Linked DNA regions of Homo sapiens: region 1 is linked to region 2. Evidence: chromatin loops called from intact Hi-C (ENCODE). Cell type or tissue: PC-3. All regions are shown on one strand. Links, peaks and the distances in the headings refer to the core of each region. The heading gives the core; the rest is flanking DNA. Region 1 overlaps CCN1 (cellular communication network factor 1). Region 2 overlaps COL24A1 (collagen type XXIV alpha 1 chain).

Region 1 (2,922 bases), core at 243-2,742, 300 kb after region 2:
AAAAATGCTGAAAGCTATTTTCCTACTTTAACATGAGGGAGTGAAACAGAAACTTGCCCAGAGTCACCTAGTGAATTCATGGCAGAGCTGGTGCTAAAAGACATGATTCCATGGGATTCTTTCCACTGTATCACCTGCCATTCTGCCCAGAGCATAGCTTTGCTCTGTACTGTGGTCATACTGAACCACTGCTATTGCTCAACTGACTTTCAAGTAGTGCCAGAAGGCTGCAAGAAGAGGTTGTGAACAAACCAAGTCTGTTCCCTCTGTTGGAAAACATAACTCTAAAATATGCTTTGCTAATTTTGACTCAGTTGCATCTCTTTGTGGAGCAGACAACACATATGTTCATATGAAAAAATAGTCATAGTGAGACTACTTGCTGTGCTGCTCAATGTCCCATAGAGTATTTCTTAAAATTCGTGGAATGCCTAAGATTCTGAGATCACTCTCTCAGTTCTAAAATCTCTACCAAAAAATAGCTCAAGACCACCAGGATCTTTTGGATTGAAAAGCAAGAACAACCCAAGGTCTTTACTGTGCATGGGAAGGTACATATATATTATAATGAATATTTCTATATGTAACTTCTATTTCATATATGCAGATGCATAATTTTTGGTTTGTTTTCTCAATATTTAAAGTGGGCAGAGCTCCATTCTGGATGTAGGTAAAACTTACGTGTTCTAAATATCATAATTTTATTCTCCACTACTTTTAATTTCTTCAGGTTTTTCTATAGCTAAACAAAAGACATAATTTGCTTGTATTCATCTTCTTTATTAATTGAACACACTTATTGTAAATGGAATTGGCACTTTCAATCACCCTCATTATATTTACTAGGATGAAATTAATAACCCAAAGATTCAGTGTTTTCCCATACTAGGTTCTGTTTCACATTTGAGCTTATTTGGACAAATACTACTTCCCTGCACACTGAAAGGATCTGTAAAATATTGCTCCTTGATCTCTGCATAAGAAGCAATTTGTTGGACTCCAGTGTTGGAGAGCAATACTTCAGGGTTGATGCTTGGGAATGTGTAAATCTTGCCTATGGATTTAGATGTCTGTTCAACAAGATTGCACCACAAAAGCCTCACACCTTTATTATGTTTCACACGTTACATTGCACTGACAAGTTTAACTGCATCCACGACTGGGCCAGCTGATGTTTAAATTCTCAAATACCTTAACATTTGAATGTCTCAGGCAAGAAACCTGACTATTCAGAAGGCACAAGCTGTAATATTTCAGGCAAGTCAAAATCAGAAGTGAAGGCTTTTGGCCATAGATTTTACTAGTGCATTTATATTAACCTCTATGCATTTCCATAAGGCTTTAAAACCATTTCTTAGGCAGTATTTTTCTGTGGGTCTTCATTAAAGTATGGATCTTATTTAATCTACTTGGAAAAATCCCTTCAGGATCCCAGGAGCTGTCCTCCTCCATTCCTTTTAAAAGCACTTTCTCTTCTGCCTAAAAACTCAAGTACTCTCTTAACTAAGTGCGGACTGAAATATTTCACTATGGATTTGAACAGGAGCCAACAGTGATGATGAAAGGAAAACTTCTCCCTATAAAAGGTTTATTGTCAGCGCTTTCTAAAGATGAAGATGCTTCTGAAACAGACTACTGACATTTTCACAAACATTGACACAGCCTTCTCAACCTCTCCTAGACCTATGATTTGGGTCCCTTTCTTTTAGGAATGCTCTGGACCTTTGACCTTCTGAATAGCCAACTCTATATAACTGCTCCCTCCCCCATCAATATAACGTATATTATAAAAAGGAAAGGGGGATGGGGTAGCTTGGCCCTCACGCTATTGGAAAAGTAGTTGAAATTCCTTGCATTCCTTTGCATTTAACAGCATGTTTACCTAATCACCGGCTTATTAGGATTAACACAAGTCATGCTTCAAGCTCATTTAGTGAAAACAAACTGACTCCTATAGACTCAGATTTTTCCTCATAACAGCCAAGGGTAAATTTCTAAGTAGTTCTAATTTTTAGGAACGGTATTGGGAAAATATAAAGTTATAAACAAGCAAGTCTTTAGAATACATTAATTATATTCAATCTTGCCCATGGGTCTGGATGTGGGCAGCCTGAGTTATGGACTACCCCTTTTCATTAAAGGGTTTCTCTACTCTACTAAAGTGGCATGCCCACTAACCTGGTGATTAAAATAATAAATTATTATAGCCATCTCACAGAGTGATGGAGACCCTTAGGCTTTATATTCTGATGAACATGAAGCGCTGTTTTCTTAAATCACAAATTTAGCTTCAGAATCTTTATTGTGCTTCATACAATGTCGTGTTCAATACATGTTTTTTAAACATTACTTTATATGCAAAGACTTTTCTCTACTGAAGGTATAAAAGCAATCATTATCTTATTTTAATAGCTTAATTCACTGCTGTATCCCAATAAGTCCTGTTTGAATAATTGAGTACGTGAGCTAGGTTGTTCCTAATGACTTTGGAGCACCTCTAAAAATACCGAATGGCATACACTCAGATATTAGGTAAATATTTCTTTATTAAATGGTTAATTCCATAAATAAAATCTTTTCACTGAATATAAAATTAAAATCATTTACAAATTATTCCAGTATTACATTTCCCCTCCCTCCCCAAAAGCTACATTTTGATAAATAAAACATTCAGTCTTAAAACACCTGATTTCTGTTTGCAGTTTAGAGTGCAGATAGCTGCCTCTCACAGACACTCATGGAGTGTCCCCCTTCAGGAAGGGATGGAATGCCCTCCCATTTACTTTTGTCAAAGGACGAATAAAAGCTTTAAACTGTCCAACTAATCTTATTATCTCTTTTACGACTGTAGAACCCCAAAAGGAAAAAAGCCTAGAGAAAATATGCTTAGCAAATAATTTACAAACAGAAAACAGAAAGTCA
Region 2 (2,922 bases), core at 195-2,694:
GGTCTTGATCTCCTGACCTTGTGATCCACCCGCCTCTGCCTCCCAAAGTGCTGGGATTACAGGTGTGAGCCACCACATCCAGCCAACCATTTTTGATTCTTTAAAAATCATCGCATGGGGGCCAAGCACGGTGGCTCACGCCTGTAATCCCAGCACTTTGGGAGGCCGAGGCAGATGGATCACTTGAGGTCAGGAGTTCAAGACCAGTCTGACCAATATAGTGAAACCCCACCTCTACTAAAAATACAAAAGATTAGCCAGATGTGGTGGTGCACACCTGTAGTCCCAGCTACTCGAGAGGCTGAGGCAGAATTGCTTTAACCCAGGAGGCAAGCCAAGATCGCACAACTGCACTCCAACCTGGGTGATAGAGTGAGATTCCATCTCAAAAAAAAAAAAAGTTATTGTGTGTGGAACACAATTTGGCTTCTAGCTGAATCCAGTCTCCCCCCTAAAAAAGATTTAAAAATCATAATGTGAAAGTTGTCAGAATCAAAATGGAGTCACTGATGTTAAGAAAATAAAAGAAAAACCTGACAAATAGAGCTGAAGGCCATAAAGACAGAGTTCTCATTCTTAGATGCCTGATAACAAAAACTATCACAAAAAATTGCAAAAATCACAACCTTGCCCAAAGGACATTTGCACCCATATACAAAAAATACTTCTGAAAAGACATCTGCCCAGCAACAGCCTGTCCAGCCTTGGACTGGTGTCACCATTGTTGTTGATATTTTTAGCCAAGGATAATCATTTCAAAACAATTATATAATCCTCATTTTTCCTTTAAAAACCATTACCTTCCTTTATCTCCCTGAATATGTGCATAGCTTACTATGGCATGCATATTCCCATTGCAATGCTCTATTCCAAAATAAATTCGTTATTTATTTTAGAGAGCCTCTTTCTCTTTGTCATTTAGGTTGACAATAGTAAAGTGTTTTCTGAGTTGGGCACGGTGGCTCACACCTGTAAACCCAGCACTTTGGGAGGCCAAAGCAGGTGGATCACCTGAGGTCAGGAGTTTGAGATCAGCCTGGCCAACATTTAGTTTCTACTTAAAAAAAAAATATATATATATATATATATACACACAAAAATTAGCCAGCCATGGTGGTGGGTGCCTGTAATCCCAGCTGCTCAGGAACCTGAGGTAGGAGAATTACTTGAACCTGGGAGGCGGAGGTTGCAGTGAGCCGAGATCGCGCCACTGCACTCCAGCCTGGGTGACGGAACAAGACTCTGCCTCTAAATAAGTAAATAAATAAATGTGTTTTCTGGTATGAAATGTAAGGAATTTGGAAGTCATCACTCCCATCCTCAAAACAAGAAAAAAAGATGGACATACTGAAAATCAACAACTCTTCTTAGATCTGTCAGAGAATTAAGGTTACAAGACAAACTACTGCCCCCAAAATGGAGAGACAGACAGGCAACTACATAGCCCACACCGGGACAGTAGGGACACTTTAAACTATAATTAGCAAATTACTGGAGACTCAGTGTAGACCAGCTTGAGTGTTAAAAAACTCAGAGAGGGCCCAGTCTTTGGGAGGCCCCTACATGTTCCTGAGTTTTACTTCCTCCCAGAGCCCTAACAGGTTCTTACTTTAAAGATAGAGAAAAATTCCCTCTGACTTCCAGCAGAGGGAGAGGGATAGTAAGCATTTTGAAAAACACCTAGAATTCTCTGATCTCCTTAACAGTTCTTGCCCTCCAGGGAAATTATTTATCAGAGAATAAACTGGTGTTTTACCAAAGACTAACTGACCTTTGGGAAAGGAAAACCTAATTTCACCTCCCTCTAGCCTTCAGCTGGAGGAAGAGAAATATTCCACTCCAGCCCCCTCTGGCCTTTGATGTGGAAGAAGGGTAATATCCAATTCAGACTCACTAAAAGACTGAGACCTAATTGTAGAACTATAGAATGCCCTTCCTACACTCATACCTTACAATCAAATCAGTGGGGTTCCTGTGCAATAACAGATTATAGCTAAAGGAACTGTGCCACAAACCCTATTTAAAGAGTCCCTCAGAAAGGCTAAATAAAACAGGGGAGTAAAAAACAATGACATTAGAGGACATTTTAGCCTGAGACACCATAGCTACAACAACCAGTAAACACAGCCTAACCCCCAGCCAGATAATATCAAATATCACATTAAAGGCCTATTCACCTTGGTTTCATTTACATTTACATCATGTCTGGCTTTCAAAAAAAATTATAAGGCAAGGTAAAAGGCAAAAACAGTCTACAGAGACAAGCAGAAACAGACTCAGGGATAGCAGACATTTTGGAATTATGAAACTGGGAATTTCAAAGTGAAAGAGAAATAAAGTCTTTCTCAAACAAAAATTTAAAGAATTTGTCACTAGCAGACCAGCAAGAAATGTTAAAAGAAGTTCTTCAGAGAGAAGAAAAGTGGCATAGGTAAGAAACTCATCTAGGAAAGGAGTGTTGGCGAAGGAATAAATAAAGGTAAAATAAAATATTTTTATAATTCTTAATTGATCTAACAGACAATTTGTACAAAATAATAATAGCAACAGTGTATTCGGTATTGTATCTCATGGATAAGTCAAATGTTATAAGGAACAAGAGGGAGGAATTGTTATAAAGTATTGGCACTACTCATGAAGTGGTATAGTGTTATTTGAAAATGGACTTGATCAATGGCCATAGCACCCTGAATGTTCTCAATCTCATCTGATCTTGGATGCTAAACAGGGTCAGGACTGGTTAGTACAGGGATTGGAGATGGCCTAGGAATACCACGTGCTGTAGGGTTTTTAAAAAAAGAAAGAAAATGGACTTGGGTTAATTGTAAATATGTATTGCAAACTCTAGAGTGGCCACTTTAAAAAGTTTTAAAAGTAGTATAGTTTGTATGCTAAACCAGGAAAGAAAATGAAATCATATAA

Evidence for each region. A loop is a pair of places that touch in the nucleus more often than their neighbours do. Peaks named below come from ENCODE experiments on the same cell type or tissue, not always from the same donor. Only the 100,000 strongest peaks of a DNase experiment are listed, where the experiment ranks them.
Region 1: it touches region 2 in a loop (8-fold over the local background); 5 of 110 quality-filtered maps call a loop at or near these places.

The regions. Positions count from the first base shown.
Region 1 is chr1:85,583,312-85,586,233 of GRCh38, reverse strand. It overlaps CCN1 (cellular communication network factor 1), which reads right to left. Exons shown (of 5, transcript NM_001554.5): 5 at 2,284-2,922. Among named protein-coding and RNA genes, the nearest start is that of CCN1, 4.0 kb to the right of the region's middle. In PC-3, for the core only: no CTCF peak of the experiment used is centred there; a DNase peak (open chromatin) is centred at 1,723; H3K4me3 peaks cover 1,683 bases; H3K27ac peaks cover 1,730 bases.
Region 2 is chr1:85,883,546-85,886,467 of GRCh38, reverse strand. The region is part of intron 32 of COL24A1 (collagen type XXIV alpha 1 chain); the gene reads left to right. It also overlaps the pseudogene RNA5SP51. Among named protein-coding and RNA genes, the nearest start is that of ZNHIT6, 180 kb to the right of the region's middle. In PC-3, for the core only: CTCF peaks have their summits at 1,460 and 1,666 (motif pointing right); a DNase peak (open chromatin) is centred at 1,637.